Regions from separate parts of the Homo sapiens genome. Here region 2 is linked to region 1. A link is a loop called in an ENCODE intact Hi-C map of the cell type or tissue named here. Cell type or tissue: PC-3. All regions are shown on one strand. Each heading gives the region's core, and the rest is flanking DNA. Links, peaks and the distances in the headings are about the cores only.

Region 1 (15,916 bases), core at 5,662-10,661:
ATCTATCTATCTTCTATCTATCTATATCATATTGGTTTTGTTTCTCTAGAGAACTCTGGCTGATATGTAGAGATTGTTCCCTAAAGAAAAAAAAAAAGTATTCATCTGATGAAGACACCATGTTGGAATTTAGGAAAGGGCTTAGGATTGTTAGAAATTTCCACTACCTGGATGGTTTTAGTAAGTCGAGACAGACAAAGTTTATTTGCCCTCAAGGCTTCTACAATTTATTGCATACCTCAAGTTTGTCTCTTTGACAATCTGGCACAATAAGACATTTTTAGTTTAAAACCAAATTTCTCATTTTTCTCTTCTTGCTTTTGGTCAATGTGCCTTCCTTATTCTTTTCAGACAACTTTAAAATTTGATTCTGAAGGGGTGATGTTCTATGGAAGTAGGATTTATTGTAGATACAGGGCCATGCATATCAAAAGAGGAACTATGTCATTGTCCATCTGTAAACAATTCTCCTCAGAAGATTAGAGAAAGGACAAGGAACTTGGGGGTGCTAATAGCTCCCCAAGAGTAGCACCCTCAGTAGACGGCATTGGCTTTTCCAATGTCTTTCTCCTCAAAATCTACAGGTGTCCTTATTTATAACCTCATGATTCTTAGAGACTACAGAGGCTCTTAGAGTCTTGTTTTTATTTGGGGGACCAGTTGTTTCATTTATAGAGCTGTATATTTATTTTTATTTCTAGCTTCTTTTTTTCCTATGGCTCAGTTACTTATCAGAAAATGTTACCTTCTAAATTCATGATTTTCTATATATATATTTTCATTTATGGCTCCTAATTAAAATCAGAGTCCATTTTCAGCTGTTGATCCTACCCTAGAATAATGTTCAAAAGATTCCTGGAATCCAATTTTTAAATCTAGTGTTTATTTTATGAAAATTTTCATCTTTGTCCAATTTACTTTTTAAGAGACAGATTTCTAAAATGTGTTTAATGAGCTTCCTTCTTTTTGTCTCTAAGAATTAATTATTTTTTAATTTTCAGATGGATTATTTAAATCTTTTTCCTAACCCCTTGTTTTCAACTACTTTCCCCATTTGAGGGGCTAAAATGAAGTGAACTAGTCTGTACACATCTAGTCATTCATGAAAATAGTACATAACAAAGATCCTATTGCACATATCTGTCCATCTTCCTGAAGTATAAGAAAATATTTATAGCATTGCTATGGACTGAATTGTGTCCCCCCAAAATTTATATGTTGAAGCCCTAACGCACAAGTGACTATATTTGGAAGTAGGGCCTTTAAGTATATAATTAATGTAAAATAAGGTCATAAGGATGGAGCTCTGATCCAATAGGGTTAGTGTCCTTATAAGAAGAGATACCAGAGGGCTTGCTCTCTCTCACACAGTGTCTCCCCACATGCACAAAAAAGAGGTCATGTGAGCACATGGCCACCTGCAAGCCAAGACAAGAGGCTTCAGAATGAAACCTACCTTGCTAGCACCTTGATCTTGGACTTCCCAGCCTCCAGAACTGTAAGAAATAAATTTCTATTGTTTATAAGCTGGTTAGTCTATGGTATCCTGTTAATAGCAGCCTGTACAGATTGTCTTTGACTCAGCTCTAAATTAGGTTTTAAATTCAATGTCTATATATCTGCCTTCTGATCTTGCACATTTACATGAATGTTCCTTTCCTGAGAAATCCCAAGGCAATACTAACTCATTTAGAAGATTGGAGGAAGGAATAAAAAGACTAGAAGGGGTACAAGTTAAAAGTTGCTTAGATCCAAACAGGGTGGGTTTCAGAAGGTTAGTGTCCTTGGACAACTTGTGTTTTCAGCTCCACCACACCAAATAAAGAAGCTGACTATTGAAAGATTGGTGTGTTTGCCTCCCAGTTTTTCTAGAGTGCCTCCTAAAATATGATTTGATTTTGACACAGCAAACTTTCCTTAAAATGGCCATCTTTTTTGCCATCTTTTGCCTTTTACCTAAAAGAATGCAAGAGTAAGGATCATAATGAGACTATAGATAGAAAGAAGAATTTCTGCAGGAGTTTGAAAATTTGATACAGACAAATCCACGTAAGGAAGATGGGTCACTACAGTCGACTGTGCTACAGTGCGCGCTCATGAGTGGTGTCAGAAGTTAGACCAAGCAGAAGCTAGAAATCAACGAGGCTGCCAATGACCCAACAATTGTTTGACCTAAAATATAGACTGAGCAAAGAGGTCTTCTTCCACAAGTTGACAAAAGTATAAATGTCATTATGAAGGTTTTGTAGGGTGCCCAAGGCTAAGTTCGACTAATTGCCTTTTCACATAATTGTCACAGGTCTAAGGAACCTCTAACCATTTGTCTTCAAGACTGGATTAGATTGAAGCAGAAAATAATCAACATATATGCATCTGTCTTTCGTGGAACACTCCCTTATGCGATCAATAAACACAAGATAATCCAGGACAAAACAAAGACAGTTGAAATAAGACTGCCTACACACACACACACACACACACACACACACACACAGCAAGCAGCAGGAGAATAAGCAAAGGTATTTACTAAATCTTTTATCCCCAAACCATAAGGTCTAATGATCTTATAGAAATACCTAGATCTAATTACTTTGATTATAAATCCTAGGGTAACAAATTCAGCAATGAAAGCTCAATGAAACTATCAAGAACTCAGTGTTGAGGCTGGCTTACCTGGCAGCAGATATGAAGGATAAATGGAGTTTGGCAAAGAGGCCCAGTGAGTATACCTGTTGGCCTGAGAATGCCCTAGAATGCTTCTAAGGGAGAGTCCTTGAAACGACCTCAGTAGAAACTTTGGATTTGCCGTAGAATGATAAGACCACCCTTAATATCTGAACTGAAAAGACAAAGCTGAATATATTGCTACCAACTATGTGTTGTACCTGCTGTACAATAGCAGCTTTAGAATGTTTGGGGCCATTGTCTTATTTGGATAAATGGCCCCTGATTTTGCAAAGCCAAGGTAAAAACACATGAGGGGTGCTGTGGTTTAAATGTGTCCCCCAGAAACATGTATTGGAAATTTAATCTCCAATGCAACAGAGTTGGGAGGTGAGGCCTAATGAGAGGTGATTAGGCCATATGGCAGAGGGAATGGACTAATGCCATTATTATGGAAATGATCACAGGAGTGGGTTTCTCATAAAAGAATGAGTTTGAAGGCTGGGCACAGTGGCTGTAATCCCAGCACTTTGTGAGGCTGAGGTGGGTGGATTACTTGAGGTCAGGAGTTTGAGACCAGCCTGGCCAAACCCATCTCTACTAAAAATACAAAAAATTAGCTAGGTGTGGTGGCACGCACCAGTAATCTCAGCTACTCAGGAGGCTGAGGCAGGAGAATCACTTGAACCCAGGAGGCAGAGGTTGCAGTGAGCTGAGATCATGCCATTGTACTCCACCTGGGTCACAGGGCAAGACTGTCTCAAAAAAAAAAAAAAAGAATGAGTTTGGCTCCCTTTTGCTCTCTCTTGCCCTCTCTTGTTCTCCTACTTTACACCATGAGATGGCACAGCAAGAAGACCATCGCCAGAGGCCAATCACTCAGACCCTCACCACAGGCCAATCACTCAGTCTGGCTGGGACTCACCAGTCTTCAGATCTGTGAGAAATAAATTTCTGTTCATTATAAATTACAGGTTCATTACTCTCAGGTTTTATTATAGCAGCACAAAATGAACTAAGATAATTGGCCCCCTGTGTTTTCTAATTACATCAGTAATGCAAACTCATAATTGCACAGCAAACGCTCATTCTAGAAAATGCAGCTATGGAAAACTAATATTAAAAATAATTCATCACACCATCATCCAGAGACGGCCCTGGAAACATTCTGAGACGTATATACTCACACTTTTAAAACATGTATAATCATACTTTATATTATATAATATATACTTTTTAAATGCACACATAATACAGGTTTATAACCTTTTTGTATTAAACAGATCATATAGAATTTTGATATCAATAATTACACTTCTTCAAAATTCTTGCCAATAGAACACAAGTATCTATCATCATTTATTTTGCCATCCTTCTAGTATTGGACTTTATAAACTGCTTCACGAAAGATCCTCCAGCTAAATTCTTGCCAGCATCCTTAATTACTTCAGTTAGATGTGAGACTCATTCAATCAAACAACACATTTTGTGAGCTTTGGCTGACATCTCGTGGAAAGTCAGCTTGTTGCCTATTTCACAGCCTCTGTGTTTGCATCAGCTCTAGGGCAACAGAAAAAAGCAAACCCTTTTCTTAGCAGCCTAATAGGTGGGGTCTGATGTTTGCGATAATTTATCTTAGACTGACATTCTCACCGTTACACAGCAGTTTCTGTGTCAATGCTGGGACCAGCCAAAAGCTGCGCTTCTCCAACCACAGACTGGTGGTAACATTTCCACACCTTTCCAACAGAAACATATTTACATGACAACTCCATGCAGAATAAGTCTCCATCTCTTTTATTTGAAGCAAAATTCAGGCACATTTTATAAGAGCAGCCGTAATATAACTTTAAAGAGAACTATTTCCTAGGCATTTAAACAGCACTTGGAGGGTTGGAAATCCCAGCCCGGCCAGTAGAGGGCACTGTGCAGGGGCAGCCGGAGCCACCCGCCGTCATCTCTGGAAACCCTGTGAGATTCCAAGATGCTGCACCCAGAAACCTGCTGCTGGGGAAGGAGCTGACTTGTGATCCTTCCCTGTTATGTGGGAGTGGAAAGTGGTGGCAAAGGAGTTTGCTTAGCAGGTCTGGAGTAATATGGTTAGGCTGCCAAGGGTGGTAGGGTGAGGTGTTACAGAGAATGGCATTAAGGGAGGAGACCACTCCTCATATTGCCTTATGCTCAATTTCTGCCTCTAAAGAAAGAAGTAAAAACTAAAAGGCAGGAATGAAATCCACAAGCAGACAGCCTGGCGCCACACCCTGGGCCTGGTAGTTAAAGATCGACCCCTGACCTACTCGGTTATGTTATCTATAGATTACAGACATTGTATAGAAAAGCACTGTGAAAATCCCTGTCCCGTTCTGTTCCATTCTAATTACTGATGCATGCAGCCCCCAGTCACTTACCCCCTGCTTGCTCAATCGATCACGACCCTCTCACATGGACCTCCTTAGAGTTGTGAGCCCTTAAAAGGGACAGGAATTGCTCACTCGGGAGAGCTCGGTTGTTGGAGACGTGAGTCTTGCCGAAGCTCCCAGCTGAATAAAGCCCTTCCTTCTTTAACTCGGTGTCTGAGGGGTTTTGTCTGCGGCTTGTCCTGCTACAGCATCACATGAGAAGCATGATACAGGGTTCTTCTTTCTTTAGCTGGAGCACCACTTTAGACCATGGGATGGGGAAAGCCAGTCAGAGACGACTGGAAGACCACCAGGCCAGAACAATAAGGGTTAATGCATGGACTTTGGCTGGCTCAGAAGGAGTTTGGCTAAAGCAAGTATGTTTTGGACTTCAATTAAAGACTTGAACTTGAGATTGAGAAATCTTTCCACTGAAGCTGCCCCCAAACTCCTAGGACAGAGGCAGATGCTTGGATTGTCAGTGAAGCCAGCAAAGGAAATCTTGGAATGGTTTCCCAGGAATAGAGAATAAGCCCTGGGAGACGCCAGTTTTGAAAACTGGTACTATCGTGCTTGTTAGAGAGTCATGGTGAGGCAGGAGAATAGGGAACTGGGGTAGCAAAGGGTTGAGGCATAAGCAAAGGAACAGCAGATGCAGCCAGTTCGCATAAGCAAGAGAACAGCAGGTGCAGCCAGTTTTAAGCAAGATTGGGCAGGACATAGGCTACATCTTCACTCCCGTGATAACAAGAAAGAAGTTTCCACTTCAGCCCCTGAATGACTGCAGGCCAAGTTTCCACTTTAGGCTCTGATTGGTCACAGGCCAATCCTTCATAGGGTGTAACCAATTGGAGGCCTCTAAAGGGTACCCAGGGGTGTTGCCAAGTTCTTTTGGCTTTATAAAAACCCTAATTGAAGAGGCTCTTGAGCTGCGGGCTCCAGTCCGCTCGCACTCTGTGAATTGTCTTCAATGAATCTGTGCTTTCCTTACTCCGTTCTCCTGTTGCTTTGTTTTTCGTTGCTTCATTCCTTTGTTACTTTGTGTGTTTTGTTCAATTCTTTGTTCAACACACCAAGAACCTGGACAACTCTATCTGGTAACAATGGAAGAGTCAATCATCCAAAACTCAAAAAGAAAAAAGAAAATCTTATTCAAGGTCTCAAGTCTCTAAATGGGCCCAGTTAGATGTTTGAAAAGTAAATTATGTGTGGGAAGCACAGAGTCCAAGGAAGAGCATGTTAAGTTTCTGAACACTCCTAAGGAAGGAGGAGGAAGACACCTCGGTCTGTTTGTGAAAATTGGAAAAGGTACAAGTTAAATGTGTAGATCCTGCAACTGGAGAAGACTCAGAGAGGATGTTTATATAGGGAGGAAGGGAAGGAAAGAAACAGGATTGGTAGGTTACCCCATCCAATTCCGTGGAATTGAGAGCTCGGAAGATAAAGTGGCCCAGGGTTTTCTTCCATCAGACTGAAATGATACAGCCTTCCTGTTCCCACCTGGATCAGTCACTGGTGCTGGGCCACCCTGGGGCAGCAGGACCTTGGGTGAGGGAGTTCTCTGCAACTGAATCATCCCAGAATAGGCTGACAACTGAAGGCCCCTGCCAACTGCCCTCCTAGCAGCTGTGGCATCTTAAGGGGAATCAGGCCAGCACATCTCTGTGTCCAGCACAACGCAACACGTTTTGTGGACACACACACTACATGAGCCCTGAAGTTCTTACCCTCCACCCACTCCCACCTAAATTTCCGCAGGACATCATGATAGAATTGCCGTGCAGGCTGAAAGGAGGTGAAGAGCCCCCTCTAAGGGACCTCCTGGTGCTCAGTAATGCTTTTATTTTCAATCACATACTATGGTAATCATATCAGCACAAGCACACAAATGTGGTTAAGTGATGAAGCTGAATGAAACTTTCCTAAGATGTCAATCATAAATTCCATCAACCATACTAAAGACTGATTTATCTTGCTCTTCTCTCTGGAGAAAATATTACAAGATTAATATCAATGAAGAAGCAGAATATGCAATCAGAAATACATAGGGAAAAAGCTGGGTTAATAGAAGTATTTTCCTGGATTTTGTGATGTGTATCGCATTTGTCAGCATCTTTAAATGTGTCATTCGTTGAGACTTATTTTTTCCTTCTAGATGAATATTCGCTATCCTGCCTCCTTTTGGGTTGGTAATTTGGGGTTGTCTTTCTTAGGCCCCTGCCCTGGAAACTGCGCCGGGATCCCAGGCGGAGGGGTGAGGAAGGCGGACCTCGCCCAGCGGCGACACCCAGAGCAAGTCACGCAGAAATCTCCAGGCCGCACTTATCTCCGGTGCACAGCGCGGGAGATGACACGCATCCCACCGGATCTCGCACAGCACCGCTGATGAATAAGCACACAGCTGTTTGTACAACTACCACCGGCCGTGGCGGCCGGAGACCCTCCCTCCCTTCCGCCGGACATTGGGGCGTGGCTGGAAACTCGGGAGTGGATTGGCCGGAAGGTGGGACGCAAATTTGTTTGAAAGGCCCAATCAGTGCCCGGCTTCTCCGCTCTAGCCAATAGAAAACCGAGAGGAAGGCAGGGAGGGCGGAGTCTCCTATTTGAGTTTGTGGCGCGCGAGGCCCTGCAGTCCGGGTTGGCGCTTGGGTACTGGCTGGGTCCGATGCTGGGTACGCTGCGCGCCATGGAGGGCGAGGACGTGGAAGACGACCAGCTGCTGCAGAAGCTCAGGGCCAGTCGCCGCCGCTTCCAGAGGCGCATGCAGCGGCTGATAGAGAAGGTGCGGCCCCCGCCGGTCCGCCGGGAGGGGAGGCCTGCGTGTCGGAGTGAGGCTGGGAGGGGACGTAGGACGGGAAGGGAAGGGGCTCTGAGGACTCGGAGCGGGGGTTGGGGAAGCGGGACTGGGGCTTGGATGCGGAGAGAAGGTGGAGGCGGAGCTGGGGGCTCCGGAGAGGGAAAAAGGAGGCAGCGCCGAAGGCTTCGGTGCGGGGACGGGGAGGAAAGACTGGGGCCTCCGGAACGGGGAGTGGGGAAGCAGGCCTGGGGCTCGGGTGCAGAGAGGAGGGTTTGGTGGGGCTGGGGGTGCTCCTGAGTGGGACGAGAGAGGCGGAGTTGGGGGCTCCGCTGCAGAGACCGCGTTTGGGGCGCCCCAGGCCAGACTAACGGCCTCTCACGGGCTGGCGCCGCCTCCTCCCGGGTCTGGGGCCCCTCGTGGCCCTGGAACCTGACAGGAAGCCCCTTCCTCCTCCGCAGTACAACCAGCCCTTCGAGGACACCCCGGTGGTGCAAATGGCCACGCTGACCTACGAGACGCCACAGGGTAAGGGTCTTCCCCACCTTCTGAGTATTCGGGTGAAGAGTGTGAATGGAGTAGTTGAAATGCTGTCCCTGCTCTCTTAAGAAGTAAACATTGTTCACCTAACTAATAGGAACCAAAACATTGGTGCCCTTAAACCTGTAAATTACTTGAATTACTTATTAGAACAATTCCTGAAGAGACATAGGTGCCTCCTGGCTCACATGCCTCCGGCTTACCGGGTTGGCATCCCCGCTGGCCACCTCCCCACCATGGCAGCGTGGGGCAGTTGCTTAGCTGGACTGGTCTCAGTGTCTTCATCTGTGAAATGGGAAGGATGATGACAATAATGTCTCCTGGGCGTGGGTGTTGTAACAGTCACGTACAATCCCTATGAAACTGTGAACAGTACCCCGCCCCGCACTGTGAATACTCACATTGACTATTGTTTGCCCTGTTTAACTTGGAGTAGTAACTGTCTTCCTTGAGGCTCCAAGTACTTGAATAGGGAGGAGAAGGCATTCCGTTTAATAGTTAATGTAAACGGACTGAAATCTTGTGGATTCTTTTTGGTAAATAGCTGGTGACACTTTGCACTGGCTGGGGTCAATTCCTCCCATATAGCTTTATAACTAACTCAGTATCACTTAATGAAAACAAACCTCAGAGCAAGTTCTATGTTGCATTAAACGGACACAGAAGGTTCACAAGATCTGCTCCTTGAGTTAAAAGAAATCCTACCTTTCTGCCTTTATAGCCAATCCAGACACATCTTGGGTGAAAAGTTTACACAGGCAGAAACTAAAATATTCCAGTGGCAGGTCTGCTACCCTTTGGTCTCTGTATAACATGTAGATTGCCCTTAGAAAGCATTCATTCAGTATATGGGATGTAGAGATTGCCTGCGAAAAGTGCTTACTCCCTCTATATGGTATATAGATTGCCCTCTATATATTTTAAGGACAGTCGCTGTCATATGTTCCTTGTTTTCATTTAACTTTTTGGGCTAATGATGTAATTTGATGAGCCGTTTTCTAGTAGGTAGGAGAGATTTCCATGAATGACGAATTTGCCTTAAAAACCTGAAACTTTACAAAGAGGAACAATCGCAGGGTATCAGAAACCTGGCTTGGTTTTAATATTGTACCTTTTTTTTGCCTGTCACTTTGGCATCTGGTGAACACAGATTGAGCAGAAGTTCAGCGTTCAGGATTATGTAAATGGTCATTTTTGTTTCTTTTCTTCAGGATTGAGAATTTGGGGTGGAAGACTAATAAAGGAAAGAAACGAAGGAGAGATCCAGGTATTTAGTGTCAAATTTTATTGCCAAATAACCTTGCTGTGGAGGAGTATTCATATGAATAAAGGTGTGGGTATGCCCAACCTCTGAGCTTACGCAGAGGCCACCACGGGGCACTTTTTCTCATGATTATACTCTTTCTGTTTTTAAGGATTTAGAAGCATTTCTTCTGTAGCTTGTCAAGTGCAAGGAGTCACTGTGTAATATTTGGCCTTTTTCATCACCCTGTGTTTCCTGTGTCACAGGCTGAGGGGCTCTGATAATACATGTGCAGAGGCTGGGCCAGTTGGGTAACCCTCCCCAAGGTCACGTGCCAGCCCAGCGAGGCACTCACTTTGTTTGGGTCCTTACAGAAAATACCAAATCCAGTTCCTTCTAGGGAAGAAGAATGTCTCTCTTCCTGTTTTGAAAGGGGAGGAAGAGAGATGAGGAGAGGTGCAGCCTGGAGGATCACACATCTTTCCTTCTGCATTTTTCTACCTTCGGAAGACCCTGGCTTCCCTGCCTAGTTGATCCGAGGGTGTTGTCGCTCTGAGACCCGTTATTTTAGTGGAAGGTGCTGTTGGCCTTTCTACGGGGGCATCCAGGAGCCCTTTTGCCACAGTGGCTTTTGCCAGGTTATCTGGTATTCAGTTAATCACTGCCTCTCAGATGCCACATGGTTCCTCTCTGTGGTCACAGGTCAAGGAACCTGTATGAAAGAATGAAAAACATCAAGATCAATGTGACGATATTAACAGCAAATTTGAAATCAAATCTTCTTGATTAATTATTCTAGTCATAAAAATGTTAAAAGTACATACAACTACATAAATGAGCTGATTCCTCTCTGCAAAGATGGTCACTAATGCTATTTTAGTACAATGTGATTCCCTATAATACATATCTTTATAAATGCATTTTTTTCTCCCTCACTTTTCCGGTTAATACATCTGGCAAACTCTTCTCTTCATCAACTGTTGTATAATTATAAAATTATATAATTATTTAAAAAATCATGTTTTTTTAACTGCTCTCCTGTTGATAGGCAATTAGCTATTTGTGGCTTCCTTTATTAATAAATAAGGGTCAGCACACTTTTTCCACAAAGGGCCGGATGATACATATTTTAGGCTTTGCTGGCTCTATGGTCTCTGTTGTAACTACTCAGCTCTGTGTTGCAGGAGGAAAGTGGCCGAAAATAATATGTAAATGAGTGTACGTGGCAGTGTTCCAATAAAACTTTATTTATAAAGCCTCTGTTAGAAATGGTTTTCAGAGAAAATCCCGGTCCTTGTCTCTTCCCAATACTGATAGTCCCCCTTTTCGATAAATGCTGAGAAGTGGGATTATCGGGTTAAAGTATATATACTCTTTGAATTATGCATAATACAGATGTCCACTCATTAGACCAGTGCTTAATATGGTCCTGGTAGCAAAAAGTTTTCATTTAAAGATTTATTTAAGGTTTTTGCTTAAAATGTAGGAGGAACCCTACCTGGGTCTCCAGAATCTTCAGACCCTTTCTTGGGATTAGGAAACTGGGCGTAGCCTGAGATTTCAGCGGGGACATCTCTGACTTCACTGTAATTGCTATTGGTGACAGTGTCCAGATCCGCCTTCACCTTTTCCCAGACGACTTGGTGCTCCTGCCGCCCTGGAGGCTGGGGGAGGCTGTGGGCCCTGGCAGGCCGGGTGTTGACCTGTGCTGGGTTGGTTATAACACAATGCCTGGGTTCTGTTTGTAGCTACCAGAGCTACCACATAGTTTGGGGTTGGTGTAGATCGTCTGCTTCTCTGTGATTCTCAAACCAGGTTCTGCCTCAGACACAGCCACAAAACAACCCTGTAAACTCCACCTTACGTGACGGTTTCACTGGAAGCAAAGGTTCTGATATTCTGGAAGTGGGCTTCAGTTACCCTGTAGTGCTCCTGGGTAGCCCCAAGTCCTCTGAACCCTCAGAGTTGACACCTGAGGACCATCCCTAACGGTATAGGCCTCGCCACCTTCTCACGCCCTGTTTTTATAAGGCTGGGTGGTTCCTAAAATATTAATATTTCAGCCAATCTGGTATCCTGAATGCTTGAATTTCATTACTGAGAACCCACCGATGCCATGCTCTGGGATTATTCGTGGGGCCTGCTATAGAGCAGGCTCTGGAGAGCTGAAGCAGGCCTGACCAGGAGTGTGGCCGCCCGACCACCTCTGCCCACCAGGTATGAGCTCCTGGTCAGGACAAGCAGCTGCCTCTGTGCGTTAGCTTGGGCTTAAACTGGCTCCTCCCCGCCTTAAATACTCCAGCATATTCTTTAAAGATCACAGGAAGTTGCCCAGGGGCCACTTGCCTATTTCTCTGTTCTCGCTGATGACCTCAGGACAATTTTGTTCTGTTTCAATTTGGCTTTTTGTTTGCCCCAGTCCCTGTCATCCCTGGGCCACTGTTAGGAGGTGTGAGCTTATCTGCTCGTGCCTGGGCCCCTGACTTTCCCTGCTCCTTCCAAGTGGCTTTTTAAGTAGCAGCCCCCGCTGCAACCCAGGGGAGCCTCAGCTCCTTCCTACGCTCTTGAGGCCTCTTATAAAGTGGACATGCAGGGAGAAGAGAAGCCTTGTGGCAGGCTCTTGCTGTCTCCTGTGTTAACAGAAGGATTGCAGTTTTATTATTTTGCGGTGACTTTGAAATGTGCTGTCACTCAAACAACCATGTTTTTATTGGCTTCTGCACTTGGAGGACTCCTCCATGAAGCCCGCGGACAGGACAGATGGCTCCGTGCAAGCTGCAGCCTGGGGTCCTGAGCTTCCCTCGCACCGCACAGTCCTGGGAGCCGGTGAGTGTTGCCTTCGTCAGAGAACTGAAGTCAGGAGGGACCAGGTCTGACGCACCTGTTACAACAGCTTAAAGCCTAGATTCCTCAGTAGTGAAGTTTTTATTTTTTCTAAGGTATATCTTAAAAACTAAAATCATGTTAAAGTACCCTGTTGATTCCTTCTGAGCTCTGCCTTGCCCACAGTTACATCCGGTGCCTGACATATGAATGGTACTCAGGTGTTTTTTGAGTAAATAAACATGCCCCTCCATGTGAAAAGTTAATATCCAGATTTAGTAAGACTTAAGATTTGCCCCTACAGGGTGGTGTTGTGAACCCTCACTTCTATAGGGCAGCTTCCCACTTCGTCCTCCTAGGAGGCTCCTTCCTTTTCCCCAGGCCAGTCTCACTGCCCACCCCCATCCTGTCCTCTTTTCTAGGGAATCTGTCCCTCACCCCTTCCTTCTGTCTTCAGTCTCTGTCCCCTGGATCCATCCGTCGGTATTTAGATGCGCTCAGACTCACGTTAGATACATCAGACCCTTCGTGGCTCTCCCCTGTCCTGGGCCCCTTCCTTGCCACATCCCTTTGCCCAGTTCCCTTTACCACCAGAGTGAAATAACCTGCTCCGTTTGGTGCCATGGATTCCCTACCCCACCAACCCCGTGTGTTCCTCCTCTCCCGACTCCTTTCGGCTCCATCTCTAAAGCCCAACTCTGGGTGAGGTTTCTCACAACCCCATTGCTAAATCCTGTTAGCATTCTTTGGGTTTTATTCTTTGGGTTTTGCGCTCTCCATTGCATTTAAACCTTCCAGAAGTTCTGGCCTGGGCCTCTGTGGCCCCCTGCTCCTCGGCCCCATGCTCCTCCAGTTTTCCTCCTTCTGTCTTCGTCCTTCCAAGCCTGCAGTCTGCTCGCCTCCCGTCCCTGCTGGATGCCCTTTCTAGAGGGTTTGTTTGAGCTGCCTTTGCCCTTCCCCCAGGTGGAGCCATGGCTTCTCTGTGTGCTGACTGTAACCTCCAGCCAGAACTCAACTGGGGGCGTTTTACTGCCCAGCAGCCCCTCTGCTTCAATACTTCATGTCCAGACTTGGCACAGCTAAGACTCAGCCCGACAGACAGGCTCCCCATCTTCTGCTCTGCGCCTCAGTACAGGCCCCTGCCGTCTTCCCTCTAGCGTTAGCCAGAAACCCAGGATCTTCATCTCAGCCTCTGCCTCATTCCTCATGGCCAAGGCATCCCTGTCCTGTGCCTTGTGCTTCGTTAGCTCTCATGTCCCCGCTGAGCACCAGCCTCCAACCCCACCCGGGCTCCCTCCGCCCCACTGACGCCCCTGTGAATGTGGTCAAGCCGCTTCTCTGATGCAACACGTGGCTTCCCATTGCTTTTGGGGTAAAAGGCCAGAACCCAGAATGGGGCCTGAAGTCCTGCCTGACCGCATGGCCTCCTTGCTGCCCCCGGGAAGCCCCTGTGATCCCCAGGCTGGAACAGACCCCCACTCTTATCTGAGCTCTTTAGACCTGGGTTCCTCTGCTTGCGAAACAGTTTTGTCACTAGCCTTTAAACACCTGTCTCTCCTGGACACTGGCCTTCCGCAGCCTCTGTCCCCCTCTGCCCAGTCCCTTTCCTGGCACCTTGCCTACACCAATAGTTAGTGATGGGTGTTGAGTCGCTAAAGGGAAGCTGGTGGTCTTTCAGAGTAGAATTGGAAAGCTCTTCATGAGGATATTTACCTGTGGTGCTATGTGTTTACTGCTATTAATCCAGATTTTAACTATAAATCCTTAGGTCCATGAATTTCCCCAACCGCTTGAAATCACAGGAAATAGTTATTTGATAGATGTACTGCCCAGTATGGCACCCACCAGCCCTCTCTGGATGATATTTAAATTAGTTGAAAGTGAAATAAAATTTAAAATCCATTTCCTCAGCCTTACTGGCCACATCCCAGCTGTTCAGTAGCCCGGTGTGGCTAGTGGCTGGCCTAGGACAGCAGGCAGAGAACTTTCCATGGTCACCGGAAGTTCTGTCGAGCAGTGCTGGGCTTGAGCGTCTCAACTTCCAGGCTCAGAGGCCATGGAAAGCTGGAGGTGGTGCAGAATCTGCCTTTCCTCACTCCATGGCCCCAGGCAGTTTCCCATTCTAGGGGTTCTCTGGGTTACTAAGAACCACGGGCAGCCGTAGATGGCTCCAGTGGGTGCACCCTTGAAGCAATGGGGATTTTTACTGTACAACTTACTCGAAGTGATGCCAAAACCATCCTTGAGAGGAAAATGCACTCCTTCCTGAAAATCCTGATTGAGATTTACTTGTTTGACTTTTAGATTCAAAAAGCGGTGAGGTCGATGCCACGTCAGACCAGGAAGAGTCAGTTGCTTGGGCCTTAGCAGTAAGTGCTGCCTTTAGTAATGAATGGACAGAGGGGGCGCTTGGGGGCTCAGGGGTCCATCAAAGCCCATGTGGCCTGAGGCGGGCAGCGCTGCCTGCACTTTTCTGGAAGTCCTCTCCTGAGGCTGGCTTTTGCTACTTCCAAGTCTCGGATTTCCTCGTGTCGATTCCCTTCAGCGGTAAGGCCCTCCTCTCAGTCTAGCACCTGGCAGCCAGTTCTACCCCCAGTGCAAGCCTGATTCACGATGATTTTCACTCTGCAGATAAAGCTGTCAGTGTGGTTGGCAGGGCGCCATCTGCCTGGATGAGCACACGACAGGAAAGCTGGGCTCTCGGTCAGTCTCCCCTACAGGGGCAGGGTAAAAAGAGAGGTGTTCTAGGGAGTATTTCCAGGTCTGTCCTCAAATGCCCCAAGTCACAAGGTCGCCTCATTGGGCAGCCGTCACTAACCCAAACAGTAAGTGTCATCTATATGTCTGTTTCCCAGAGTGCCCCCTGGGTCACAGAAACCACCCGTTTTCTTATGGGATGTGCTTCTTATCCTCCTTGGTTGGGATAGATGCGAATTTACACAGAGCTTAACCAGCTCCAGCATCTTTCCTGGCCCCCGTGTCACACTCTGTTGCCTGCCAGAATACCTGATGCATGGTTTTCCTCTAAAATTGCTACTTTTGTGCAGAGGGTTTCCCACGCACCCATGTGTGACTTTCAGTGACTAAGAAAAAGGCCGTGGTCCTGGGGAAGAAAGTGGATGCTCACTGAGAGATTGTGTAGGGATTGGAACAAAGGGGAAGTGGGTGGTACCAAGAGTCAAGAACCAAAGTGCCAGCCCCACTCAGCAGAGGATAGAGGGTGACGCCCTCTATTTCCAGTGTCTAGCAGGGGAGGGGTAGGAGAGCCTCCTGAGCTGGAGCACTGAATTTCTGTTTTTGTTTTTGGTTCTTTTGAGATGGAGTTTCACTCTGTCACCCAGGCTGGAGTGCGGTGGGGCAATCTCAGCTCACTGCAACCTCTACTTCCTGGGTTCAAGCGATTCTCCTGCCTCAGCCTCCCAAGTAGCTGGGACTACAGGCGCCCACCACCAT
Region 2 (15,916 bases), core at 5,973-10,972, 61 kb before region 1:
TGTGTCCCTCCACTTTAGCCCACCCCACCAAGGAGGGAAAACCTTGGTACAGCTGCACCACACCTAGCTGTGGCCATTGCTAGAGGAGCCATGGAGAACACTGGAGATTTGTCATGTCAGTAACAGGCCTTTCCAAAGAAAAGAATGTTCTACTTACAAGAGACAGTCATCAGAAAATCAACAGAATAAATCTTCCCCAAGATAAAGAAAGATTTGAGTCTTCACAATAAAAACCTCACTGGGTCTGCTGCCAAGCAAAATTAATAGGGCCAGAGGTATCCAGATGAAATCATTTAAGTATAAGAATAAACATAAAAATGGCCGGGCACGGTGGCTCACACCTGTAATCTCAGCACTTTGGGAGGCTGAGGCAGGCGGATCACGAGGCCAGGAGATCGAGACCATCCTGGTTAACACAGTGAAACCCATCTCTAACAACAACAACAAAAAAAATTAGCCAGGCGTGGTGGCGGGTGCCTGTAGTCCCAGCTACTCAGGAGGCTGAGGCAGGAGAATGCGTGAACCTGGGAGGCGGAGCTTGAAGTGAGCCGAGATCGTGCCACTGCACTGCAGCCTGGGTGACAGAGCGAGACTCTGTTTCAAAAAAGAAAAAAGAATAAACATAAAAACATACAAGCAATATAGCAGAAAAAAATTACTAAAGGAGAAAAACCAGGCTGGTATAAAACTTCTCTTCTTCAACACTATAAACTAGAAGAAAATGGAACAGTGTTTACATTTTTTTAAGAGGGAAAAGATTGTGATCTAGGAATTGTATCCTGAGTCAATTCAGCTGTGAGGGCAGTAGAAAGACACACTCAGGAATGGGGAACAAGGAAGGCAAACACTCACATAACTTTAGGCAGCTCTGGAAAGGGAGACAGGGAGGCTGGAGGGAAAATGTCAGATATAAATAATAAGTAGAGATGACGTGGTAGAGGTTTTTTTTCAGTTTAAATGTTTATATTTTATCTCAATGCAGAAAGAGTTGAAGAAACTTACTAAAATATTATGTAAAGCAAAGGAACCAAAGAGAAATAAATGAGCTGAGGATAAAATAAGAGAAAGAGACTGGTTAAGTGAGGAGCTTATCCAGCCACAGGGGAAGCCTGTTCCAAGGTCCTCAGGGGGCACTAGAAATCATGCCCTAAACTTACCAATGGCCAAAGCAAAGGGATTGTAAAAAGAAAATAAAATTTTAGGACCTTCCAGGTTGATTATGCCAAGGGGAAAAGTGAAGCTCTGAAAACAGAGTCACATAGCACAGCTATTTTTGCACAACCCTTGCTGACTGACTTTTGCAAGGGTTGTGCAAAACCAGATGGAGATGTTCTACCTTAACCGGACTCCCTATCCTTCATTCTAACCTAGACTTAATTGATGTTGGAGACAGAGACCCTTGCGACTGTAACCTCTTTACAATAGACTGTTAAGCAACCCCCTTAGAGTATAAACAGTAGTAGTCAATCAAATCTTACATTTGTACAGTAGCCTTCATACAGAAAATGTGTTTCTGGCCGGGCATGGTGGCTCACGCCTGTAATCCCAGCACTTTGGGAGGCCAAGGCAGGGGGATCACTTGAGGTCAGGAGTTTGAGACCAGCCTGGCCAACATGGCGAAATCCCATCTCTACTAAAAATACAAAAATATTAGCTGGGTGTGGTGGCGGGCACCTGTAATCCCAGGTACTTGGGAGGCTGAGTCACCAGAATCCCTTGAACCTGGGAGGTTGCAGTGATCCGAGATCACGCCCCTGCACTCCAGCCTGGGTGACAGAGTAAGACTCCATCTCAAAAAAAAAAAAAAAAAGAAAAGAAAAGAAAAAGAAAAAAGAAAAAGAAAAAAAAGAAAAGAAAAAAGAAAATGTGTTTCTGTTCGGCACCTCTGGCTTTGCCTGTATAAATGATTCTCCCTTTTCCCCATCCCAGGTGCAGTGATCACCATCCTTTGCTGTCATTCTGCTGTCTGGATGGCGGCCCTCATCTTTGCACTTGAATAAACTCTTTTAATTGGATCCTGAGCCTTTTGATTATTTTAGGTTGACAGGATGAACATAGTCAATTACAAGCTTCAAGGCATCCATAAACTAACTTCAAACCCACATTCCCTGATACAGAGGCCAGGGTGAAAAGAACTCCTACATTTGGGGACAGGTAGGATGAGGAGGATGGGGTGATTGTAAAGGGGCAGAGTGAAGGGGCTTTTCTAGTGATGGAACAGTTCCAAAATTCGGTTGTGGCAGTAGTTATACGAATCTACTGACGTGATAAAATTGCATTAAACTATACACACATGAATGAATGCATGTCCAAGTGGTGAAATCTGGGGCCGGGCGTGGTAGTTCATGCCTGTAATCCGAGCACTTTGGGAGGCCAAGGCGGGTGGATCGCCTGAGGTCAGGAGTTCGAGACCAGCCTGGCCAACATGGTGAAACCCCATCTCTATTAAAAAAATACCAAAAAATTAGCCAGGCATGGTGAAGGGCACCTGTAATCCCAGCTGCTCAGGAGGTTGAGGCAGGAGAATCACTTGAATCCAGGAGGCGGAGGTTGCGGTGAGCCAAGATCACACCATTGCACTCCAGCCTGGGCAACAAGAACTAAACTCCATCTCAAAAAAAAAAAAAAAAAATGGTGAAATCTGATAAAGCCTTTGCATTGTGCCAATGCCAATTCTCTGGTATTAATCTTGTATGATAGTTACATGAGGTGTCACCATTGAGGGGAACTGGGTGAAGAGTACACAGACCCTCTCTATGCTTTTTCCTCTTCCACTTCCTGTGAAGCTATAATTATCTCAAAATAATAAGTTAAAAGAAAAATGCCTATGCCAAAAGCACACTGGGCCACATAGTGGTAAATATCCCTGCACAGCCATGCAAGACTTACAGCACTAAACTTAGCCTGGCTATTTCTTAGAATGTCCTGAATGCAAGTTGAAGCTATGCCATGAAAGTAAAATTCAATGGAATTATCTCCATGGCAGGCCCAAAGGAAGGGACCTTCACAGAGAGATAGCTAAGGATTTGTCCAGTTCTAGGATTTACTTGTTTAACTATGTCAATCTTTGCTTTCATGTTTTTAATCAATAATCTCAATTATTTCTATTCATGGTCTTTACTCTCAAAAATTTCAAATGGGCCTGATGAATTTAATGGAATCTTAATGACCACCATAGAGATAACCTCAGTAAAAATTAAAATCAAGATGGACTCTTGAAATACCGTTCACATTTTTTTCAAAACTTCACGATAGACCTACCATACCTATCAGGAGAGATGGCAGTTACAAACTAAGGACCAACAGTTCCTACAGTTTCTCACACAGGAAACTATACGTCATCCTGCAGGCTGACTCACTGGACTTATTAAAACTCAGAGTGCTGGGCCCCACCTCAAGAGCATGAGACATCTGCAGTGAGCCCCAGATTCTGCATCTCTAGCAAGTTCCCAGGTGCTAATGAGGTGGCCTCAGGACCACCTTCAGAGGACCACTGGCCCACAGATCACACCAAGGACCCCCTTGTCCTTAAAGTGCAATAAAATGTTTCCAGAGCATATAATCAAATCTTTTCAAAACACATGCAGGTAACTGATTGGATGTTCAAGCGGCAATATCATGTTAATTTTGGCTTTGTGTTCTTGTGTAGTCACAACTTGAATGTCTGAACATTACAATTTGTCCTGCTTGCACATGAAACATACATCTCCATCAGACCAGGAACACCATCCAAATGTCAGTAATAAATAACTGTTATGTATTGTGTCATGTCTATTATGTGCCAGGCACTGTACTTGTAATAAAATAATAATCCATATAACACATGGCAAGATGGATCCATGTAAATACTCTTTACATGGATACGTTAAAGAGTATTTACATGGATCCATCTCCCCATGAGTTATATGGATTATTATTTTCTCCTTTAGATGGATGACAAACCAAGGCACAGAGAGGTTAGGTAACTTTCCCAAAGTCACACAGCTAATAAGTAGAGGATGCAGAATTCAAAATCAAGCAGGCTGGCCTGAGACCCAATCTTAAACATTAAGCTAATTTGTGCCACTTTAATACAGCTTTGAGAAGAAATAGATTGTCATCTTAACAACATTAGTACACTGCCAAAATTTAAACAAAGGGTTACAAACCTCATGTTGTTTGCTGAGGGGAGAGGTTGGCCGTGGTACTATTTTTATTATCAATGGTCATGAATAATTTTAAATAGTCTAGAAGTCACTCATGAACAACAGAATATTCATGCATCCTTTGAACTCAATACAAAAAAAATATTAGTGTGCTCTTATTATCCTAATAAAAAAAGGCTTCTGGCATGTTTTATAAGTTGCTTTTTAGCTCACCTATCACCATGGTCAAATCAGTCCTAAAGTGTCATTTTCAATCAGGATTGTCTAGTTCTAAGTCTCTTTCTGATTAAAAAAAAAATGGGGTGGGGGGAGAAACAAGATGTTTTCCTTTGCACACTGAATGAGAGAGGAAAAACTTGTTCATACTCTAAGGAAAATGCTCCAAAGGGCCCCACACCAAACCCCAGCCATCTCCACTCTTTGAGCCATCAATTATTCATGAAAATGGTGAGTATAACACTTGCAGAAGCTTCAAATATAAATGACACCATCCAGAGAGATCTCCTCCACTCTTATTTTGGCAGGGGCATGGCAGGGGTGCATACAAGGGTTACAATACCTGAAAAGGTCACTAGGCATCTGTGCCTCCATGTCTCAGTCACCACCAGGAGAGAGCTGAGATTTATTTTGTTGTAGGCATTATCCTGTTTTTCTAATTGCCTCTATCAGCCAAATTTTTTTCAGTTTGAATAGATGGATGAAAACTAGGAAAATAGCAAAAGCCAGTGGAGGCTCCCGAAGTCATTGACCCCAAGGTATCCTGCTCCAAAAAGTAGAAGTGAGAAACAGGAGGTAGATACAGGCAGCAGGTGATGCTCCAAGATGCTATTTGCTGAGACCCTCTTAGAATAAGAGGAAAAGCAGGGGTCCCTATGCAGCCTGGACCCCTACTGTCTTCACAGGTGCCAAGAATGATATCAGTTCTTAGGCAAAACAAAGATAGTGATAATTATTATTATAAATTGTAATGTAATTATAATTTATAATGTAATTATATTATTTCTATAACAATTATATTATTTGTAATATAATTATAAATATCTTATTAATAAATAATAATAAACAGCTTTTTTCCAAATTATAAATAAATATGCATCCAAAGTCACAACCTTGGAAGTAAGTCCTTTGCACTGTCAAGATTTTGACAAGCTAAAACTTCTCTCATGATCAGTATCTTTGTATTAGCACATATAGAATAGTCTTAAGGAATAACCATTTCCTTATGTTCAGCTCAAGAATCCTAACACTGAAAAAGTCAGCACTGGCAATAATGGATTGAAAATTAAATGGAAATAAAACCTTTAATTATTCATCCAGCCCTTCAGTGTTTCTCTCTTGCTTATAAATAATACAAATGATGAGCCTGTTTCAACAGGCTGGAAGAACGGAAGGAAACACAGTATGTAAAAACAAGCTAAATATACCCGCTCCTTTCATTATCAAAGAATATTTACTATTTGAATGCATTATTTCTTGATGTTAATTTACATTTCACCATAGTCTTGATTCAAGAAAAAACTTGTTTTATTATGTTCCCAATAGGATTGCTTCAGATAGTCAGTTGCAGAGTTCAGATGCCAGTGAATTTTTCATTAAAGCTCATTTAGGGAGTTTCTAACTCCTTCAATCAGAAACAGAAAACTGTAATTATATTTAAAGTCATTCAAAAATTCAGCAAATAATTCTACATTTCTAAATAAATCTAAGTGAGGATTAGATATATCTGTGAACCCGCATTTGCTTATGCCCACAACACTTTGAGGAATTTAAATTTTTGTCTTCCTTTAGTTTCAAATCTTCATAGAAAAACTAAATGATGCCCCTCCCAGAGACACAAACTCGTACTATTCTACAAGTTACAGCAATGGCAACATTTAAGGAGAAGCAAAAAGCAAAAGTTGATGACATACCCTAAGTGACGGTTTTTGTCAAGCAGGATTTTCTTTCACCCAAGGATCCTGCTGGTCTCTCCCCACAGGAGGAGGAAAGCTTTTATAACTGGAATCTTCTTAGCCCCGCCTTCTTCTCTGAGGTTCTTTTAAGCAGAGGAACAAAAAACTTAAGCCGCTGAAATTGCAAGAAGACTCCTAAAGCCTCCAAGCATAGCAGCAATTTAGCAGTGGAATACGAGTAGGGAATGGATAATTAGTGAACATGGTATTTTAAATGCTAATAAAGAAATGATACCAAATTCCTGCTCTTAGCTTGACAATAACACCATAGTATGAAATCATACTAATACTTAATTTCTGCAATTAATGGCACATTTTAAAAACCACAAATAAAATGGGAAATGCTCATTATAGAAAGTGATGACAAGATTAATTAATAAATTAAAAGCTCTTAATTAAGATTAGGAAAAAAATTATTAAATAGAGGAAATTTAACCAACATTGCTTTTTTGCAGATTTTGTGAACTTTCCTCATACCAACTAAATGCAGTATTGGGCCAGGCAAGAGGGCATCATGGAGGTGAGCAAATCCAGCTTCATTAATTTACAGCTATTTCCTGTCCCCTTTAAACTACACTTTGGAAGAGCTCTCCTCGAAGAAATAAGTAACAATTGTCAGTGGGCAACTTTCGGTCATTTTACTTAAATCACGTGCCACAAACATAACAGTTATATTATAACTAATGTTCCTCTGTTTTGGCCATTATTTCTATTTTATTTTCATATGAAGCATATGTCATAGAGAAATACAAATAGGATAGTGTATTTCAGGAACTGATTGCACAAGACATACACTTGCAAAAAGGTTAGAGATGAAAGAGAAGGAGTGTGAAGGGGTTTTTTGCAAAGGCAGAGAGATTTGAGCAAGGTCTGAAAGGAAGGATAGGGTTGTAGTGATAACTCCTGCAGAAAGCATGTTCAATTCAAGAAGAAAACCCCCTTAACAAAGAGAGACAAAAGACTCCAGACAGAGGTCTCAAACTCAAATATTCCAAGGCTCAGACAGGTCATAAAGATGAAGGGAGCAGCCAAGTGTTAGGTAGTAAGTAGGGAAGGGTGGGGGCTGTGGAAAACTGGAAATGATAGATTTGAATGAGGACCCGTGAGAGAAGAGATCCAGCTAGAAATAGAGAGAGAGAATCAGAGAAATCTCAGAATTACTCTAAATATGGGTCCTAGGACTAAAAACTCCCATACCCAGCATGGTCCCCAAGCACATATATAGCACTGCACAGGGGAGCAAGTCCATCTGAGGAGCGGAGCAGCAAAATGAGCTTTTTAGCTGTTAGAAATATTGAGCCAGCTGGGTGCAGTGGCTCATGCCTGTAATCCCAGCACTTTGGGAGGCTGAGGCGGGCCGATTGCTTGATGTCAGGGGTTCAAGACCAGCCTGGGCAACATGGCAAAACCCTGTCTCTACTAAAAATACAAAAATTAGCCAGGTGTGGTGGCACGTGCCTGTAATCCCAGCTACTCAGGAGGCTGAGACATGAGAATCCCTTGAACCTGGGAGGTGGAGGTTGCAGTGAGCCGAGATCATGCCACTGCACTCCAACCTGGGTGACAGAGTGAGATTCTGTCTCAAGAAAAGAGAGAGAGAGAGAGAGAGAGAGAGAGAGAGAGAGAGAGAAATATTGAGCCAATTAATTAAGCTCATGTGGACTTCTCTCATTCATTTTCTGGTTATTAAGCAAGTCTTTTGTTCTATCTCAATTTTCATTGTAAATCCAAACTTGTTTTATCCACAGCAGATAATGTATGATCTGGCCTGAACAAGTTGTATTCAAATATCTTTAGCAAGTCCTTAAAATCATACGTGAATGGATCCTTGCTGTAAGTAAGCATCCTCATGAAATGGGAGCGAGAGAGATGGAGATAGAGAGATATAAGTAGAGGTGTACATATATAATGTAAATATTTACCATTTCATCCAAGACGCAACAAAATGCCCAATTCATCTAGCAAGATAGATAGAAATTGTTTTGGTTTTTTTTTTAAGATGCTGGATTGTTGAACTATCTTTTAATGCCAGAAGGTGGCTGCCCTGAGCAACCTCAGTCACACACAGACGTTTTTCAGCCACTTACTCCTCAAAGCAGGTTTCAAAGGTGAATTAACAGCACTGTCCCTGCTTGTCCCTGAACACCTTCCTCCCCCACTAAGATAAGCAGAGCCATTCTGCATACTTCCAGCTAGATATGCAGACTCAGACTCTCAGCTTGGCTTCCCTATTTTTTGTGCCATGAGAAAACATTAAAACTGAACAAACTGTAGGTGGATGATGATGATGGTTACAGAGCAATGTGAATGCATTGATGCCACTGACTCTGCACTGCACTCTCTGGCTGAGTTTGCTGTACTGGAGCTGGTGGAAGGGACAAGGCTCTCTGGTCAGTGTGGAAGGCCTCCCACCCCAGGCATTCCATGAAGAGTCTTCCCCCATGAAGAGTCCTGTGGAGGCTGCACCGCAGCCACCCATGAGCCTGCCTCCCTCTCTTGACTGTATGCAGGAAGCTGGAGTTCTGGTTGGGTCCTGATCTTACCTTCTTGGCAGGAGCTCAGGCCTCCCCCTGAGGCCTTGATGAGGAGAGAAGCCTCAGGTACTAGTTGAGGGTCCAGGGGCCACTGGCTCACACTGCAAAGAAGAGGCTGCTTCCTACTACTAGAAAAAGGAGGACCGGCAGGGCTCATTCTGCTCCTCTCACTAAATCTTAGCCCTAGCCAAGTGTAGAAGAGAATTTGACACACTGGTAGCAACTGATGGAGGTGGGCACATACTCCCAAGTTAGAACTCTGGTCACTCAAGGACATCAGGTGTCTTTTACAATAAGCCTTGTACAGGAGGCACAGACACTCCCTGACACTAACTCCTGAGAAGAGCAGATTGCAGCTGATGAACACACAACTGGGAGGCACATCAAGTCATACATCCTTCCTCCCATTGTGCAAAGGGTGCAGTGGGTGCTACCCATAACCCTGTCTCTTGGCCTCTCCTGGTAAGAGACACAAGATCTCACCTTTTCCAGGAGAATTAACAACTTACCCTTTACTTCTGCAGGCTCCACGTCTTCTGTCCACCTGCATCCTCCAACCATCCAGCCACTGTTTTATAAACTTTAATATAGGTGTAGGTCATCAGGAAGAAGAAAGGTTACCATGGCACCAGAGGCGCAAATATGCAATGAATCTGTTGCCAAGACCCTGGTCCTTCCCAGTGAGTGTATTCAGCCTAACACCATGGGCTGACCACGCCAGCTCCTGGCATATCGAATGCTAAGAAAGCTCTGAGGGCAGTAAGTATAGGGCATCTGCTCCACCACAGTGGACTGGCTGAGGAAGCCTGCACACAGTGCTAGAACATTGCTTTCATGAGCAACACAGGCAGGTCCCAAAGCATAGCCATGGCCCAGGAGGAGGCTTGTGGCACCTCATCCACACAAAGCCCTTGAGTTCTCCAGTACATGTGCACAGCCCTTGTATCCAGCCTCTGAGCTACTCCCTCCCATGCCACAACACCCTCTAGGCCTCTCAGTGGCCCAGGCCTCCCTCACTGTTTGTTTGTTTTAGTCCCATAACTGCAGCTCCAACCCTTTTCCTGGCTGTCTTCAAAAATTACCTTGCTCTCAGACTACAGCCTTCAGTTCACCATCTCTGTTCTCTTTAATATTCTGTGACCTATACACTGACAGTCAAAAGGAAGGCAGATCCTTGGCTACACTTCCTATGTCAACAGCATGGCTGCTTCACTACCTCACCAACTCAACATTGCTTATGACTTAGGCAACTCATCCATCAAGAACACACGGTTCCATAGAAACTGTGGCCTGTACCTCAACTTCTCTGATATAATTTTGAGTCTGGACAAGTTTCTAGCTGATATAGTGCAAGTTAACATAGAGATCCATAGGACCCTCTAGCTTACAAATGAACAGTACAAATAATGCATTTATAGGTCCCAGAAGCAATGACCTGATGGGAAGCTCCTAGCATAAAGTGTGCTTCCAACATGCATAGCCCACACTTGCAAACAACCATGGAATCCTTCTCAGCCACTCAAGTGATCAATCCCATTATAAACCAAATCTATGCAACTCTACCCACCTTCAACAATCCCCTTCTGCCTTCAGCCCTCCATTTCACATCCCCAGTAATTCTGCAGTAGAATAATAAAAAGTGATAAATAATGCTTCTCAAACTTTCATGTACATATGAATCATCTGGGAATCTAGTTGAATGCAGATTCTGGTTCAGCAGATACAAGGTGGGACCTACGACTCTCCATGTCTGACAAGCTCTTACCAGGTGAGCCGATGCTGCGGGTCCACAGTACACACAATGATAGCAAGGGCGCAGGAGGCGCCAGACTCCTGTCAGCACCACGGTCAGCTCCAAGGCCAGCAACACGGAGAAAGGCAAGAACCGGAAGAGTGGTCCAGAGAATGCCCACCAGGCAAACCCAGGGCTTTCTGTGCCTAGGGGATAAGAGGTCCCTCTAGATTTGGTGCCCTTCATAAGTCTCCCCAGTCCCTGGAACTCTCCCCTCCCTGATGGAATCAGGTCTAGCCAGCTCCTTCAGACTCTGGTCTCTCTCTGTCTCTTCTGGCCTCAAGCAAGAAGCTCTTTCTCCAGTCCTGAGTTCAAGGTTCAATGGCCAGACGGCCATTGGCCTCAGGCTAGATTGCCCTGGGCCCCTTATTTAAGCTTCACATCTTCCCAGGTCCATTGTGGGTGACCTCACCAGGCATCTATGGAGCTCCATGCCTCTTTAGAGATTAAGTTTGTATTGAATAATTTGGGAATGTCAAAATATCAGTACCACCCCCAGAGAACTATCCTTCTACCAATGCTATAAAATCAAAAAACTCTCCATGAGCCTGAATAATAAAACATGACATTTTAATGGGTATATGAAAAGGACAGATGCTTTTATTCTATTACAATAGCTGTAATTTTAATGAGTTTTTCACAATTTGCTTTATTCAAGTGAGGGTTTTTATAAGATCATCCCAATTCCTATTCTCTTGTTTGATGTCAACCAATGTGATTTACTCTTTTCTAACTATAAATGAATCCTACTATTGTATTTACATAAATGTCTTTAACATCATTGTTCTTTCTTTTTAACCTGATATAGTTCCCATTCTGAACTCTATCTTAAGGAAATTATTTTCATCCCTTCATGAAATGTGAAAGAAAGCTGATCTTCTCTTGCCCACTGTCTTCTTTTTCCAAGGAAGAGAATGGAACATGAGAGAATGAATGGGGCCTTGCAGTAATAACCACAGATCTCAGTTTCTATTCTGATATGATTAGTTACTGTAGGAAAAACACCTCATTTCTCAGTTATCCAGAAGACATTCAGGGGACATACAATTTTTGTACTTAAGCATATTAAGGAAACTGCACAGAACAGACTCAATTGTGGTGAATGTTAAGGTGTGTATCCCAATGACAGCTGTCTTTAATAATTAACATATTGCTCAAAGGATTAAGCAATTGGCATCTTAGTGGGTCATTGATGGAACCAGGGCAGAGTTTTGGCTCTCTCTGATGTGTTGTATAAAGTAAGTTACCAGGCTTTATGTTGATGAGTCCTTCTGCTGTCACAGCTTTTGTGACACTGTTTCAGGCATGGTACTACAGTAATGAACATGGCAGATCACACCCCTTCCCCCAGGGAGCCCACATCCCAGACAGGGGGACAGACAGACAACAAACAAAAATGCCAGATAGTGCCAAGTAATATAAAAACTAAGACAGGGGAAAGGAATAGACAGCGGCAGGATGGTTTTTTCAGATCGACGTTCTGAAGAAGTCTTTCTGCAGAGGTAAGAAGTGGGCAGGGGGACCTGAGTGAAACAAGAGAGCCAGAAAAGAGGACCTGGTGGGGAGAAATGCAGCCCAGGCAGACAGGAGAGGCGAAAGTTTGGAGTGGCTTGCCAGGACCGAGTGAAGGAGGTGGAGAGAGGAAAGAATGAGTGGGAAAATAGCCAGGAGTCAGATTATATAGGACTTTGTAGGCCCTTATACAGATTTTGGCTTTTATTCTGCATATCATGGGAAGCCTCCGGGAGTTTTAAGCAGGGAAAGGAGTGATTTTGTGAGTCTTTGAAACCATCCTTCTGGCTGCAGCACACACAGGTGACTGGGAGGTGACTGGGGGACAGGTGGAGTTCTGTGTTGCCCAGTGGTCCAGACTAGAGATGAGTGTGGCTTGGACTTCCTAGGGTGGGGCCATGGAGGTGATGAAATGTCATCAGATTTAGGGTGGTTGTGATGGTAAAGAGCCGGCACAATTTGCTGATGAGTTGGAGAAGGACACGTGGATGACTCGTGGGGGATGGTATGTCATTCAGCTCAGGAGGCCTAGAAGAGAGCAACAAGAAAGGCAGAGCTGAGTCAAGACACCCAGGGGACAAAGCAGGAGCTTTCAACTCTTTCATGGTCATGAGGAGCTTTCCTCAGTCATCCCAGGTGCAAGGGGCCACATGAAGCTTTTCAGTGAACTTTCTATCAGGTATCCAAGTTGCTTCGCATGCGAGAACCCACACTAGAACTTGGAACAAGAACGAACAGTAGATGATACAGACAGAAATAGAGATGGAGACAGAAATGGAGTCAGAGACAGAGATGGAGATGAGAGTGGAGGTGTAGATGGAGTTAGGGATGGAGAGAGAGAATGGAGATGCCAATTAACAAGGACCAAGAATAATGCAGACTCCAAGACCAAAGTATTTGATGTCCACCTACATAAATGTGAATAATGACAATTTTCCCCATGCCTTTATACTAAATCTTTCAGCGTAAAGCAGAATGCCATAGTCATTAAGTGTTCCGTCTCCAGAGGCAAACCAGCCTGTATTAAAGCCCAGGTTCCAGGGCAATGTCTATAAGCCTAGTGTCTTCACCTCTGACAATAACACTGCCTGCAGAGATCTGTAAAGCATGGGCATCCTAAAGAGTAAAGAATCAGTAAATGTGAACCACTGCTGAGACAGAGGTAAACTCCTTATACAAGACTGTGTTTTAACAGCAATGTGTTAACATCCCTCGACTGTCAGACAAGTTCCTTGACTCAAGCTTGTCAATGATGTCGATAAGCAAGGAATTAGAAAGAGGAGATGAAATGTAAAGTAGATAATTTCAAAGAGGCTCAGAGGAAACTGCATTTAAATATCTGCATTCAAGTACTAGACAAAGCAAATGAGGTTAGGGGAACTGGGCTTTTGAGGAAATATTTTTGCCCTGACTGCAGCCCAAGGGTGCTTCAGCTTTTGAGTGTGGGAGAAAATGAAACTATTTTCTATATTAAAAATTCACATAGTCATCCATTTGGCCTATATGACCTTGGCCTACATGACCTCTATCCCAGTTTACAGCTCCGGGCACTAAGAACCCATTTCTTACCTTTTATCTGAATTACCGAAACTTGGATTGAGAAGACAAAATAAGATCTGAGTGATTTCTGACCACTTTTATGTGGTAACGGCATGGGAAGAAAAACACATTCCAGGACCACTCGGGTTAGCAGAACTGCTCCATCTTCCTTCTGATCTAGGGGACGAGAAACCCATCCCAAGACAGGGAAGATGCCGAATGCTACTTAAAAGCATGAAGGCTATGGGCAGTGAGGTGTAATGGAAAAGGGAACATGAAAAGCAATGAACAATTAGGATTATTAGAAATATTACCATCCCACAGAGTGGTCTCTGAGTGGAGATGGGTTCAAATGCCAGAGACAAAAACAGCCAAGCAGCCCCAGATAATTGAATATTTGCCCCCAAAGTAACCTGATGGGAAAGACATTTTCCAGAGGAAGAATGGGCTCCACAGAGCGCTGGCCCCTGTGAACCCTGTCCGGTATCAGCTGGCTGCCAGCCTCTGGGCTGGGGGCTGCAAATTCAGACATGATTAAGGCAAAACTCCACATGCAAGGAATTCAGTCTTGTAAAAATTGAGACTGTTAGGTAAGGAAGAAACAGGTACCTATTATTAGGAGGTTCGAGTCTGTTTTGATGCGGTATCCAACAAGCAAGGATCTGTTCAGCTTTTGCCCCTTATATCCATACTCTAATAGTGCTATCTCAAGCAGGAAGGTGTTAAACCATTTATCCAATAAAGAATTTCTATTTTTAACATTTCTCCAGTCACAAACACTCTCTACATTTATGTGCACGGGTGCACACTCCCCTGTGACGTTAGCTAACATTTGTTGAGTACTTGGTGTATGTCAGCACATTTCTAAGTGTTTTACCTGTACTGACTCACTGAAGCTCCCAAGAAACCTGTGAGTTGGTACTACTGGTATCATCAACCTCATTTTACAACTGAGGCACAAACAGATTAAGTAATTTACCCATGGTTACATAACCGGCGAGTGGTGGAGGCAGGCTTGAAATCCAGACCATCTGGTTCCAGGGTCTTTTTGCTTAACCTCTTTGCTGAACCTCACGAGGCGCACGTGTGCACATGCACACACACATACACACATGCACGTACTCAGAGTCACTCAGAGTAAGAGGTACAGGGAGACAGGTTGGCCCAGATGAAGCTCAAAGAGAAGTTGAGGCTGTTCCAGCTGCCTTCTTAAGCTATACCTTAAGCTTAAGGTGGGAGAAGTCATGTTTTAAGAAATCTCCAAGGATTATCTTTAATGTCTCCATTCTTGTGTCTAATAAGCACCTCTGACTTAATAGGTCCCAGAGTGTTTGATTCCAAGCCACACCCCCAATCCAAACCTGCATCTCTTCCCCACATCAGCTCATTACACTATTGGCCAACTAATTGCTCAGACCAGTATCCCGGAGTCATCTTTGGTTCTTCTCTTTTTCCCTGGCCCAGTCCACCAGTAACTTGTCATTTCTGCCTCCAAATCTGATTCAGTGTATTCCAAATCTGACCATTTCTCTGGTCACTGCTGCTGACCTCCTTCATTCAAGGTGCCACCATCTCTTTTCTAGAAGTTGGCGACAGCTCCTAGCTAGTCTGTTGGCTTCCAGTTTGTTCACAGGATCCATTCTCCACACCCTCTTCCAAAGTCATCCTTTCAAAATACTTCTTGGATTATATCAGTCCCCTTTTCAGACTGACAGGTGGCTTCCCATTGTAGTCAGCACAACCCACTTCATACGATGGTCTACAACAACCACTCCAAATGATGGTCTACAGCAACCCACTGCACATGATGGTCTCCAACAACCCACTGCACGTGATGGTCTACAACAACCCACTCAAATGATGGTCTCCAACAACCCACTCAAATGATGATCTACAACAACCCACTCCTTATGATGGTCTACAAAAACCCACTCAGGTGATGGTCTACAACAACCCACTCAGATGATGGTCTACAACAACCCACTCCCTATGATGGTCTACAAAAACCCACTCAGGTGATGGTCTACAACAACCCACTCCTTATGATGGTCTACAAAAACCCACTCGGATGATGGTCTACAACAACCCCCTCAGATGATGGTCTATGACAACCCACTCCCTATGATGATCTCCAACAACGCACTTCAAATGATGTTCTGCAACAACCCACTCCCTATGGTGGTTTACAACAACCCACTCAAATGACGGTCTACAGCAACCCACTCCTTATGATGGTCTAAAACAACCTACTCCAAATGATGATCTAGAGTAACCCACTCCCTATGATGTTCTACAACAGCCCACTCCCTATGATGATCTACAACAATCCACTCCAAATGATGATCTACAACAACCTATGACCCTGTCTAAAACAACCTATGACCTTGTCTCCCTATGCTCTCTCCCTTGATTCCTTCTTGGGCTCTTAGTGCTTTCATTTTA

What was found. A loop is a pair of places that touch in the nucleus more often than their neighbours do. Peaks named below come from ENCODE experiments on the same cell type or tissue, not always from the same donor. Only the 100,000 strongest peaks of a DNase experiment are listed, where the experiment ranks them.
Region 2: it touches region 1 in a loop (5-fold over the local background); 4 of 110 quality-filtered maps call a loop at or near these places.

What each region holds. Positions count from the first base shown.
Region 1 is chr2:233,846,313-233,862,228 of GRCh38, reverse strand. It overlaps HJURP (Holliday junction recognition protein), which reads left to right and starts at 7,694. Exons shown (of 9, transcript NM_018410.5): 1 at 7,694-7,845; 2 at 8,319-8,385; 3 at 9,609-9,664; 4 at 12,370-12,466; 5 at 14,768-14,832. The coding sequence starts at 7,729. RefSeq lists a silencer at 7,493-7,752 and enhancers at 6,820-7,812, 11,337-11,837. In PC-3, for the core only: no CTCF peak of the experiment used is centred there; a DNase peak (open chromatin) is centred at 7,538; H3K4me3 peaks cover 3,671 bases; H3K27ac peaks cover 1,396 bases.
Region 2 is chr2:233,907,572-233,923,487 of GRCh38, reverse strand. TRPM8 (transient receptor potential cation channel subfamily M member 8) reads right to left here and starts at 6,115. Exons shown (of 26, transcript NM_024080.5): 1 at 6,056-6,115. In PC-3, for the core only: a CTCF peak has its summit at 8,122 (motif pointing right); no DNase peak of the experiment used is centred there; H3K27me3 peaks cover 1,094 bases.